Regions from separate parts of the Homo sapiens genome. Here region 2 is linked to region 1. A link is a contact called in ENCODE Hi-C or POLR2A ChIA-PET data. All regions are on one chromosome and are shown on one strand. The core of a region is the stretch at or near the end of the contact, and the rest is flanking DNA. Distances in the headings are between cores, read along the strand shown. Region 1 holds the start of PCID2 (PCI domain containing 2). Region 2 holds the start of UPF3A (UPF3A regulator of nonsense mediated mRNA decay).

Region 1 (6,222 bases), core at 1-2,500:
TAGCCACCCCCGACCCGGCCGGCGCCCCGGCGCCCCCGCTCCCGGGGCCCGCACGGATCTCGGGGCCTTCCCCCCAAGTCGGGCGGGGTCTCGTGGGGTCCCCGCCCGGGGCGCCTGGCCCTCGACCCGGCCGCCGCACCCACCTCGGAAGTTCTTGATGACCAGCTTCTTGGAGCCGCCCGCGCCCCCCGGCTTGGCGGGCGCGGCGGCCAGGGCCGCGGGCTTGGTGAGGCCGTTGGTGCGGCCCACGAGCGCCGAGAAGCTGCCCTTCCGCGGGGCCTCGTCCGCCATGGCTGGGCCGGAACCGCCGCGCCCCGCCCCGAGCGCCGCCGCCCGCCGAGCTCCGCTCCGCCCGCCCCGGTCCGCGCGGCCTCCGCCCCGTCCTCCTCGCGCGCCCCGCCCCGCCCCGCCCGCGTGCCCGAGCCCAACCGCCGCCGCGCCCGGCTACTCCTGAGGGCTTAGGAACGCGCGCCGGGAATCCCTCCTGAGGGATCGGACTCCCCCTAAGAGATTCGGACACCCCCTCCTGGCTCGAGGGCGCGCGCCGGGACTCCCGTCCTGAGGGATCGGGACCCTCACCCCCGGCTCCGGGGGGCGCACCGAGACCCTGCCCCCAGGGCTCCGGGCACCCCCTCCTGGCTCGGGGATGCGTGCCGCGGGCACCCCTCCTGAGGGGATCGGGAGCCGGGACACCCTCCTGAGGGCCCCGGGGCGCGCGCCTCCTGAGGGCTCGGCACCCCCACCCCGGGCGTGAGACCACCTCGAGGGCTCAGGGGTGCGCGCCGGGACGTGCCCTAACTCCTGCAGGCTCGGGAGCGCGCGGCGGAGGCACCTTATGAGAGCTCGGGAGCGCGCGCCATGTCCCTCCCCCTCCCCCTCCTCGGGCGCGCGCGCCCCGAGGCCCTGGCCCAGCCAGGCGCGGAGGGTCCTCCGCGGCCTGGTTTTCACAAGGGGCAGACGAAGGGTCAGCGCAGTGAAAGGCAGTTTAGCCGTGGGGCTGTCCTCGCCACTGGACCCCAAACCCCTCAGCCCGGGCGGGCCCGAACACACAATCAGAGCCGCTGGCGTCCCGGCTGAGAGGACGGGGCCCCGGCAGAAAGACCCCGGGCCCCCTCAGCCCGAGCGCGTCGCCGAGCCGGTCCCCAGGTTCTCCCTCCGGAACCAACCTGCGCACCCGCGGCGGGGCCGGGGGCGCCAGGACCCAGACGGACCGAGGGCCGGAAGTGACGCCAGCTGGCCCGCTTGAGGCGTAGGGGGTGGCGCTCTCCGTTCGGCGGCGCTCCCATGGCGCACATTACCATTAACCAGTACCTGCAGCAGGTGGGTCCTAGCCGGGGAGCGCGCGGCGGCGTGGTTGGCCCTCGGCGTGTTCCGTGTGTCCCCTCCTGCCTTGGACCCTCAGGCCTTTTCCTTTCCCGCCTCGCCACCCTTCTTCCGTTCGGGTCCCCGGCGGGCAGCCGCGCGAGCCGAACAGCGGCGGCCGGGACTCGGGAAGGCGGCCCGAGTTCTCCCCTGCAGGGCCGCCGTGGGGGCCGGGCGGTGTCCGTGGATCGCGGAGTCGTCGCGGTGTAAGTAGACGCGGCGGTCCCAGGTCGCTGCCCTCACTTGCTGGCACGTGTGGCCGCGCTCCCAGGCGGTCCGAAGGGCCTGCGGGCCACGCCGAGGGCCCGCTGTGGGCGGTGCTGTGTCGGATGGACGCTGTTTCCCAGCAGGATGCGGGATGAATTCGGGGACTCCAGGAGGCGATGGAGGAGTAAGCGCGAGGCTGTGGCCGTGCTGCAGGCCGGGCTCGTGCCCCTCGTCCTCGCTGTCGTTTAACGCCCTTCACTCTCCGAGCACAATGCACACTTCATATCGCTCGGTACATGCGTCTGACAGATGTTGTTCAACAGCTTGTAAGTAGCAGAAGCACAGTTAAAAGATGGACACTTGTAAAGATTCAACGCATATTCTTTCCACTAAACTATGCCTGTCTTCAGAACCAGCACTGTGGTAACAGGGATAGGAAATATAGGGAATGGATTTTTAAAATATTTGAAGGAAACATTACCAAGACGTGGTGAATAAGAATGGGTGGGCTGAGGGACACGGAGGAGTTAAGAATGATTCCCAGGCTTGTAATCTGGGAAAAAGATGAATAGAGTGGATTTGGAGGGAGAAATAAAGTTTTGGGCATGTTGAGTTTGAGGTGTCTGTTGACAACTGGGTAAAGATACGTACTTGATAGCTGAAAAGTCTGACATGATTGGGCCCAGCAGTTGCTTGGTTAATTGAGAAAACTGGTTAAAACAGGAATCACGAAGAAATGGATGTATGTTTTTAACTTAAAACATGAAAGTATACATTCACTTGCCAATTTTTTTTTTACACCACTTACCTCAAGTTCTATACTTGCCAATCTTTTGATGTAAGCCCAGGGCCTTTTCTTTAGGCTGTGTCTGTTTTGGCCTAATCTTAGCAGACTTAACATTTTCCAATATCAGTTTATTTAAAGTTAAACAAGGATATAGGCATTTAAGAACCAATTTGATACGATTATCTTTAGAATTTTCTTAATCTTTTACAATTTTTCCCCCATACCTAATTATTTTTTTAACAAACTCAAGTGAGCCTTTTAAAAACATACAACTTAGCTTATAGAGAAACAACTGTTTCCTTTTGCATTCATATTTCATTGATGAGCTTAAAAGTACATAACTACCATAACAGGTTCGGGTAGCAAAAATAGATTTGAGAACAAACACATCTGGATATGAGAACACATACAACTTAGCTGGCAAAAGCTTGCGATGTATTAGAGTGAAGCCTACTTGCTGAAAGTCGTCATCATACCTTGGGCATCAGCTCGTGTATTTCAGGGAGGGATTGGAGAGAGTCATTTTTCCAATTCAAGTCAGTTAAAGTGAGACTGATAAGCGAGCTTCTACTCTATGTGTGTAAACTGAAGTTTAAACAGACAGATTTGGGTTAAAGATACAAACCTGAGACTCCTTCGTAGTCACATGATGGGAAAGACTGAGAAGGGAAGGGGTGACCCAGGGAACAAGTAGAGAGAGTAGACAGGGGCTGGGCCCAGGATGGACTTCTATGGAGATGTGCATGCCTACATCTCCGCAAAGGGCAGTGTAGCCACTGGGGTGAGACAGCAAAAAGTCCGCTTCCTCCTAATTCTGATGGATAAAAATATTTCTGGTTGAACTGGCATGTTACCTAAGTTTTATGTATTAACAGATTCTTGAATATTTTAAGAAAATAGGTGCCTCTTCGATACAGAATGGCAACCGGTTATACATGGTAACACATGTTTGATTTGTTGTATAGGAACATAAGTGCCAATGTCACTGTATCTCTTTGGGAATAAAACCATCATTTGCACATTCATCAAAGCTAGGAAGTTGGGGGAAATCATTGACTCCTCCTTTAGTCTCAGCAAATAGTCCTTTACCTAATTGGATGTATCTCCGAAGTCTCTCAGATCCATCCCTTCTTTATCTGTTGCCACATGCTCCCCAGCCAGGACGCCCTGCTGCAGGTACTGGTTGATGGTTTCCTTTACTTTGCCCTTTCCAAGTGAGACACAGCAAAGAGACCATAGACTTTAAAGACAATAAGACTTCAGCCCAAATCCTGGCATTTTTACTAATTCTGGGACCATGACAAGTTATCTAACTTCTGTGACTCTCCATCTCTAAACAGGCTTCACATAAGTTGTGAGAATTAAAAAGACCATGAATTCACAGTAAATGCATTTACTTAGTAAATGATAGTTCTGGTATTTTATTGAAGAAGAGTTGAGCATCTGCCTCTGTTACTAAAACTTCATTGACTCTCTGTTTCCTCCAGGGAAAGTTCCAAATGCTTTAGCACATCATCTGGTCCATGTTTACCTGTTAACTTGGCATCACCAGTCTGAAGGTTTATTTCACTTATGCTGAATGCACCATTGCCCCACCGAAGTACTCATAACTTAAAATATACCATTTAACCATTTTAAAGTACACAATTAAGTACATTCACAATATTGCACAACCATCACCATTATCCAGAATTTTTTGTCACCCCAAATGGAAATGTCATAAGCATTAAGCAGTCACTCCCTGGTCCTCCCTCCCGAGCGCTTGTCAACCGCTAATGTGCTCTCTGTCTGTATGGATTTGCTGACTCTGGTGATTTCAGTATGTGGCTTTTGTGTGTCTTTCCCTTGCATCATGTTTTCAGGGTTCATCTGTGTTGGAACATGTGTCAGTGTGTCGTTCTTTTTTATGGCTAATGATATTCCATTGTATGGAGTATTTTGTTTATCCATTCATCAGTTGATGGACCACTTCAGTTGTTTCCTCTTTTTGGCTGTTGTGCTGCTGCTGTGAACATTCTTGCGCAGGTTTTGTATTCTTTTTGGCATATACCTAAGAGTGGAATTGCTGAGTCATATGGTAATTCTGTGTTTAACTTGTTAAAGAAATGCCAAAGCAGCTAGCTGCATCATTTTACATTTTCACCAGCAATGTATGAGGGTTGCAATTTCTTCACTTTCTTGTCAATGCTTGTTTTTTTCCATTCTTTTTATTATGGCCATCCTGCTGGGTGCGGAGTGGTATCTTCTTGTGGCACCCCATGATCTTTCTTGTCCCAAAGATTTTCTTCATTATGTTCCTTTTGCCAAGAACACCTCTCTTTTTTACAGGTGTAGTGAACATCTTTATTTAGGGAATCAGCTTTGAGTTAGATACTTTACTCCTTAATCTTCAGTAGTTCTTCATATTGTCTTTCAAGAGTTTATGGAATTGGAAAGTTTGACTATTCAGAAGTGACTTCAGAGGTTCATGACCTGTAATGATTTTGAATTTTTAAAAGAGTTATGAGTTCCAAGAGTAGATGGTGCCTCCTGTGGACCAGACTGGAGGGCGTGAGGGGCATGCAGCAACCACAAGGAAGTCTTCCTGGGGCCAGAGCCAGGGAGCATCCCCTGGTGAGCCAGGCCTGGGGGTGCCGCTCAGAAGGTGCTCACTTGGAGTCTGGTTGTGTGGTCCCATTGAGGGCTGAAGGCTCTGCAGCATGAGCTGTTAAGAGTTGGCCAGGTGGCTGGGCTGCTAGGGGTCCTGTGTCCACTGCGGCGCCAGTCGCACCTTTAGGGCTTGCAAGTACCGTCCGTTGCCATCCCTGCTTTTCCTCTTCACATCCCCAGTCTTCTCACAGTTTAGTCATTGAGGCAGGGGCATTGATAGGACCACCCCTGGGACACATTCATGCCTGCCAAGCAAGCTGGGGCCCTCCTTGGGCTCAAGGCCCTGTGGCACTGAGCCCTCCTCTGGTCAGGTCACCCGTGGGACACTGGGTGCAGCCCAGGTAGGTGTGGCCAAGCAGAGCCCAGGATGTGGCGACATCACCCTGCATATGTGCAGGGACCACCCTGGGAGGTCACAGGCAAAGGAGGGCTACCAGTGAGTGCCCCCAGCAGGGGTCTCCGCCTCTCCTTGGAGGGCCCCGGTGTCTGTACTCCAGGGTTTGATCCCTTCGTGACCACTGTGTCCCCAGTGTGTTTAGTCATTGAAGTATGCTTCCATTCCACAGTGCTTGCTCCAAGTCTGGGACTCTCAGCTTTCAGTCACTCATAGGTTCCTTCTGCAGAGAGCTCTGGAGGCCTTGGCAACATCAGAACATCATGCTCAAGTGTGACCTGTCACCAGAGTACTGATGTTAACCAGAACACTCCTCTTCTCAGGCTCCTGGGGCTGGGCCCAGTGCAAGGCCCTGGGTGGTGCGAGAGATCGCACAGTGCGGGGCCTGGAGTGCCTGGAACCATAAGCAGGGGTGGCTGTGGGGAACTCTTAGCTTGAACCTCCTGTTTGTGTGGAACCAAAGAGAGCACGGCTTGGCCAGCAGGCTCCAGAACCGCTTTCTAGCCAGAAGCCCCTTAGTTGAGCAAGGTTGGAGTCTGTTGGGGCTCCTGTGGCTAGGCCTGCCCACATGGCACAGGGAGGGCCACTTTGGAAGGCATATCCTCTCTGGGGCTAAACTGACTAATACTGGTTTTCTTGGGGGACTTGCAGACCAAGACCTGGGTGGGATCGGTTGTTTTGCCTTCCATCCCAGGGCCAACTACTGATGGGAGGGCAAACGGGGAAGACGCAGTGTGCCTGCCTGGCCAAGGCAGTTGCCACCCTCATCCTTGAGGGCGCTGTTCCATTGCACCTGGTCAGATGGTCTCGAGGGAGCCAGAGG
Region 2 (6,222 bases), core at 1,302-3,801, 1.1 Mb before region 1:
GACCTCGTGATCCACCCGCCTTGGCCTCCTAAAGTGCTGGGATTACAGGTGTGAGCCACTGTGCCCGGCCCACCAATATTTTTTAAGTGAAAAAGGGAAACTCAGTAAGTTACTGAATAAATGAGCAATGAACACAAAGGTCAGTTCAAGCATCACATTTGCTTCTAGTCACAGGAACTAGCTTGGCTAATGCTTATTTTTTTAACAATCTTTCTAGTCCTTACCCCTCATTGGAGAAAAAGAAAACACTCATCAGTGTCAAAACACGTGGAGTCGGAAGAGGGTGGCTGGGGAGGGGAGGGCAGAAAACAACTTGCTGTGAAAGGTATACAAACTTGACAGCCAGGAACACAACAGCAGACAGCCTGACAGGAGAAGAGAAGGAAAAAGATGAAAGCAGAACCCTAGAAGTACTGATAAGGGAACTATTGAGAGTAGAGTTGAAGACTGCTGTCTCCGCAGGCAAAGCTGTTTAACAGCAGTGACTTCCTGGTGACATTATCATAAATGGTACAGTCATGAAGGATGCTGTTTAGGAAGATAGAAGTCAGTGTACATTTTGGAAAATTCCTATCAGGTAAAATAGTTTAGCTTTAGAACCTAAAAAGATCAAGTTCTCTCATGCAACAAACTCACTCATGAAAACCTTCATTCTCTGATGATAATACATAAATAGGCTGTCACTATTACACAGAATTTCTGGAATTTTTTTGGATTAAATAATAAAATTAAATAATTTCAATTTTTAATATCTGCACATAATTACAGTAACATAATCAAAATTTATAAACTTATTTTAGTCTGAGAACTTTTTAATTAAAATGCACAAATAGACCGGATGCTGTGGCTCACGCCTGTAATCCCAGCACTTTGGGAGGCTGAGGTGGGAGGATCACTTGAAGCCAGGAGTTCAAGACCAGCCTGGGCAACACAGTGAGACCCCCGTCTCTACACAATTTTTTTTTTAAATCAGCCGATCATGGTGGCACACGCCTGTGGTCCCTGCTACCTAGGAGGCTGGAGGATTGCTTGAGCCGCAGTGTGAGGCTGCAGTGAGCCGTGATTGCGGCTGCTGCACTCCAGCCTGGGCAACAGAGCAAGACCCTGTCTCAAAAAATAATAATAATTTAAAAAGCACGAATATTCTAGCAATACTTCATTAGTATACCTACAGATTATAATAGATTTTTAAAAACCAATAATCCAACCTTTGCTGTCAAGGAAGATATATCCATCAAAACGATCTCTAAAAAGAAGGATGTCATCAGGATTCCTAAAATTAATGTATGCTCTTGAGTAGAGATGAGGATAAAGACTGAAATAAGAGATAACAGTGAAAATGGTCAGTGAAAAATACAATAGTCCATTAATTTAGCCTCTTTTTCCTTTTCTGGGCACAACAAACTACTTTAGATAAAACTTTTGTGCCAAATCATCTCAGTTAATTGTAACAACTTGGATATTCTTTAGCAAAAACAAACGCAAAACGTTAACTTTACAAGGCAGAACTCAGGTCCCTTCTCCACTGCCCAGAACCGGTCCTCCGAGGCTGAAACCCTAAGGCAAGGCCAGGGCGCACTCCCAGAGGAACCCGTGGCGCCGAGAGACTCTCCTGACTTGGGGACCTTCTCCGGTATTTAAAACCGCACTGGCTGCGGCACCAGCGTGGAGGCCACAGGAAGAGCCGGCGCCCCCCGGCCCCGCAGCGCCCCGTCCGCGGACGAGCAGGGAAGCCCGGGAGGCGCCGGGCGGGCAACGCTGGTCCTTTCAAAGGCACCCGCTTTCCTAAGCGTTAGCCGTCTGAAAATCATCCGCATTTTTCATGTAAACCACATCTGTGTTTCTTTGTTGGTGGTATTTTTCTTTGACGGAACGGACACGTTTTACTGAAATGTATTTATTCAAAAAGCTCACACGACTCCCATATAGGAGAAATCAGGGTAAGGAACGTAAGGCAACGAGACGGCCACCGCCGCCGAGCTCTGGGTTCCGCCCTCTCTTCCTCCCCTCGGGGCGGGCCTCACCTCAGGTCGGCGGCGAAGAACTCGAAGTAGTCGTGTGCTGGCAGCGGGCGCAGCTGCTCCTCCAGCTGCTCCTTGGTGAGGCCCGGAGGCAGGCGGCGGATGACCACCTGCGGGGAGCGCGCGGCCGTTCCCACCGGGGCGGAGCGTGGACAAGGAGCTCAAAAGGCACCGCGTACCGCGCTGGGAGGCCCGGCCCCCGCCCCTCCCTCCCCTCCCTCCCCTCCCTCCACTCAGGGCCGTCCTCTCCTCGCGAGGTTTGCGCGCCCCGCCCCCGTCCCCACCTTGCTCAGGGCCGTCCTCTTCTCCTCGCGAGGTTTGCCCGCACCGCCCCCGCAACCGGAGGACGAAGTTGGCGGCGTCTCAGCCTCCTGCTGCTGCGAGTCGCGGTGGAACTGCACTTCTAGGGCCGACAGCTTCTCCCTCCCGCTCGGGCCCCGCGCGGCAACGGCCGCCCGAAGGCCTCCGGCCCCCTCCTTTTCCGAGCGCATGCCGCACTCTCCGCCGAGCCGCAGCCGCCAGCCCCCGACGAAACCTCGCGAGAGCTCGGCCGCCCCAGCCCCGCCCCTCCTCGAGCCGCGGCGGTCGGGGCCGCCCACGAAGGGGTCAGGCGCTGCGGGACTAGTCGGGGTCGGGGTGGTGACCTCCGGCCACACAGCCTGGCTTTCCGCCGGGTCAGGCGGCCCCTCAGGGAGCGGCGGCCGCGGTTTAGGGCGGCCCCGGAAGCGGGGCGCCGGCGGCTTTGGTCCGGGCGTGGTGGGAGGAGTTCGCGGACAAGCCGCCCTCCCATCCCAGCACCGTTTTTATCCCACTCCCCCAGGCTCTCCGTGGCCGGGGCGCCATGAAAGCCGGGTTCACATTTGAATTCTTAATTTTTTTGGAGACAGTCTCGCTCTGTCGCCCAGACCGGAGTGCAGTGGCGCGATCTCGGCTCACTGCAGCCTCTGCCTCAGCCTCCTGAGTGGCTGGGACCTACAGGCACGCGCCACCACCCCTGGCTAATTTTTTTGTTTTTTTAAAGTAGAGACGGGGTTTCACCTTGTTGGCCAGGATGGTCTCGGTAACTCCTGACCTCAAGTGATCCGCCCACCTCGGCCTCCCAAAGTGCTGGGATTACAGGCATGAGCCACCGCTCCGGGCCCTTGCACATATTTTTTTATGAACACACAGGCAGCAGCACTTTGATTACAGTAACTTACATGGAAGTTATTTTAAAATGGCTTTCCCCTTCTCTTTTTCATGTAGGCTGCATTTTTCATCTGCAGCACGCTTTCTCTCAAGAATCTCAAGCACACACAAGAAACCAGAGAGTAAAATCACTGAGGCGTGAACACATCCAGAGACCAAGGGCGTCACTGGCAGAAAAGCTTTTAGGCGGATCCACGGCCCGAGAGCCACCCTGCCCAGAGACGCGGTTTCCTAGGAGCAGTTCACACGCGGCTCTGCAGCACCCACAAGCGGGGCCAGGGGCTGGTTTTCATAGTTCACAGTCTGCAGGGATCTTAACAAAAACATGGCCGTGGTAAAAGTGCCTAGACCAGGCTTTCGTCACAACTCAGTGAGTAGGAAGACTAGTTAGGCTGATGAAAAGCTCTGATGATGTGTGATTAAAAGTAGGAAAACGTGGTTGCCAAATAAAATATTTTACTATATAGTCAGGGGGAGAGATGGGGATAAAAAAATGTGGAAACCATTTATTTTAAAATTTTGACTGTTCCTGCAGTGTTTAAAATATAGGAGATATATTCTGATTATCTTTAGAAAGAAACTGCTCTCAATCTATTTGTATGTCTTCCCTCTGGTTTTAAAATATTAAACAATCATCTAACTCAATATTTAATTTTACCTCTAGTCATGTTACTAGGTTAGGATAATAAAAAGGACTGTGAACTTCACATCTGCCATCTATAATAGATTCTTATTGTAGCAATCTTGCACCAAGGGGATTTCTTTATTAACTCTGCCAAATTTTCCAAAATTACCAAATGGAGAAAAGAGCTGGTCCCATCTGTCACCAGGCACAACCAGGTCAGTAACTTAGGGTATTTCTTGTGTTCATGTTTTGCCCTCACCACTGCAAAGCCCTGTTCTCGGCCTGGTGCCTCTGCACACCTCTGAAGCCAGGTTGGCCTCAGCCAATGTGAGGGACCCTTCATTTGACCTTCCCCAGAACCTTGAGTATTTCCACTTCTCCCTTCACTGCACTGTACCCTAAAGGGACTCACATGTTTGCTGGATGTGTATATTTCGTAAACCTAGCCAGCAAAATGTCCAAATGTTTTTCCCCCCAAGTCAATTTTTTAACACCCTTCTGATTCTTTACTTCCTGTTATTGCAAAGTTCTGAAAAATGATTTTGAAAAAAAGGTAGGATTTTAGAATTCAGCTGTTTGATGAAATTATCTTTAAATAAAACCATATGAATTTTAAGATACAGTGAATGAAATACACTTGTAAAATAGCTTATGATTTTACATGACAAATTATATCACAAAGAAAAGCTAGCTTCCTACACATTAGCCAGCCTGTTGAAATGCTCTGTTTGATACATGTACAGAACTTTACAGCCAAAGCAAAGCAGGAAGAAATATCTCCAAATCCTTCTTCATGTGGGCTTTTAGTATGTAACTTTACTTTTGCTTAACTGAACACTTCCATCTGTGAATGTGGCCCTGGGCTACATTTTACTTGGTAGCCCCTATCTCATTGGTAGATGACAGTGACTTGAAGCTGGTGACCGTAACACTTCCCAGTATTTCCTTTAACGATAACACAGCCACTGTAGTTAGCAAACAGGACACCTTTTTAGGATAAACTGTGTCCTGAGATACTGAAGAATTGGGTAGTAACAGGAACAATACTTGGCAGTACGACACATTGTTTTTACTCTCAGAGGCCTAAACACTGGTGTTAACACTGCTGCTGATCCGAATTACAGCTTACTCAAGTGTCTGAACCTTTTGACATTCACTTACAGAAACCAGAAAAATTCTAACAGTGATCAATGAGAAAACTAAATGGTTTTTTTTTTTTTTTTGCTCTGGCAGGAAAAATAAATGTAAAAAACTCAGCACTTTATTAATATAATACTTTCATTTTAGTTGTTTTAAAAATAATTACCTTAAGTTCAGTCACTTGATTTTTTAGCCCCAACTCAAGACAGGGGAGGCATACATGATGCCTGACAGAGAGACAGAAAAGCCATTTAAAAATGAAAACATGAAAACGCATTAGTTTGAGTCTAATTTAGCGTGGGGTAACTCATGGTCTCTAAATGTATTACTGCATTAACTTCCAGCGCGATACCTGACTTTCACCATGATGAATGGAGACAGGATGGGGTCTGAATGCTAGTCTTCAATGCACCATACAACAGTGCTAGACCCTCATCAGTATGAAGGGGAACAAAGCCCTCCTTAAAAGATTTACTAGAGTTAACACCTGGGGATCCTCAAGAAATGAATGCTATCATTGTTCTGCTTCAGAAGGTAGAAATACAGGGAATACACTTCAGATAGGTTAAGATAAAAAGTTTTGTGTTTAAGGCAGCACCTCAGTTGCCTGGAAAATTCACTTCTGTATAATGCCTAATTTGTTAATGATGCCGTGAATAGATGCTTTCTAATAACTACACAAGTTTGTTTTTATGAAAAAGTAGAGTAACATGTCCTCTGATGTTAGTAGTAGGAGAGTTTGAATAAAGGACTTTAAACAAATGAAGCATATAATCCTCTCTCTTTATTAGAATGATGAAGAGTGGGGGTGTTGTCTGTTTATACAGTTATCACCTAGGAGTCATATCAAGATTCTTTTCCTAATCTCAGTGAAGAGGTTAAAAAAAAGTTTAAAGATTAGAGATTTAGTAGAATTGTCTTGTAGCACCTTTTTAAAATAAAATTTTTAAACGTATCTTTTCAGACCGGGCGCTGTGGCTCAAGCCTGTAATCCCAGCACTTTCAGAAGCTGAAGCAGGTGCATCATTTGACGTCAGGAGTTTGAGATCAGCCTGGCCAACATGGTGAAACCCCGTCTCTACTAAAAATACAAAAATTAGCTGGGTGTGGTGGCAGGAGCCTGTAATCCCAGCTACTCAGTAGGCTGAGACAGGAGGATTGCTTGAGTCCGAGAGGCAGAGGTTGCAGTGAGCCGATATCACGCCACTGCACTCCAGCCAGGGCAACACAGTGAGCCTCCGTCTCAAA

What was found. Hi-C counts contacts between places; a loop is a spot of excess contacts on that map. ChIA-PET counts read pairs that join two places held with the same protein, here RNA polymerase II (POLR2A). Pooled maps may share reads with other maps.
Region 2: a map with no recorded cell type shows a loop between it and region 1 (20-fold over the local background). The contact joins the promoter of UPF3A here to the promoter of PCID2 in region 1. A Hi-C loop is called at or near these places in 1 of 37 single-sample maps with no recorded cell type and 8 of 50 pooled maps. POLR2A ChIA-PET finds 5 or more read pairs at or near these places in 3 of 52 experiments (H1, WTC11 and activated CD8-positive, alpha-beta memory T cell).

Annotation. Positions count from the first base shown.
Region 1 is chr13:113,203,697-113,209,918 of GRCh38, reverse strand. It overlaps PCID2 (PCI domain containing 2), which reads left to right and starts at 1,250. Exons shown (of 14, transcript NM_001127202.4): 1 at 1,250-1,320. The coding sequence starts at 1,285. It overlaps CUL4A (cullin 4A), which reads right to left and starts at 306. Exons shown (of 20, transcript NM_001008895.4): 1 at 144-306. The coding sequence starts at 291. RefSeq lists silencers at 1-50, 111-440, 541-810, 1,071-1,360 and enhancers at 895-1,544, 1,545-2,195.
Region 2 is chr13:114,277,930-114,284,151 of GRCh38, reverse strand. It overlaps UPF3A (UPF3A regulator of nonsense mediated mRNA decay), which reads right to left and starts at 2,551. Exons shown (of 10, transcript NM_023011.4): 1 at 2,306-2,551; 2 at 2,025-2,131; 3 at 1,209-1,315. The coding sequence starts at 2,512. It overlaps LOC105370384 (a long non-coding RNA gene), which reads left to right and starts at 3,083. Exons shown (of 4, transcript XR_007063887.1): 1 at 3,083-4,049. RefSeq lists silencers at 1,534-1,743, 2,124-2,303, 2,534-2,803 and enhancers at 1,883-2,570, 3,024-3,323.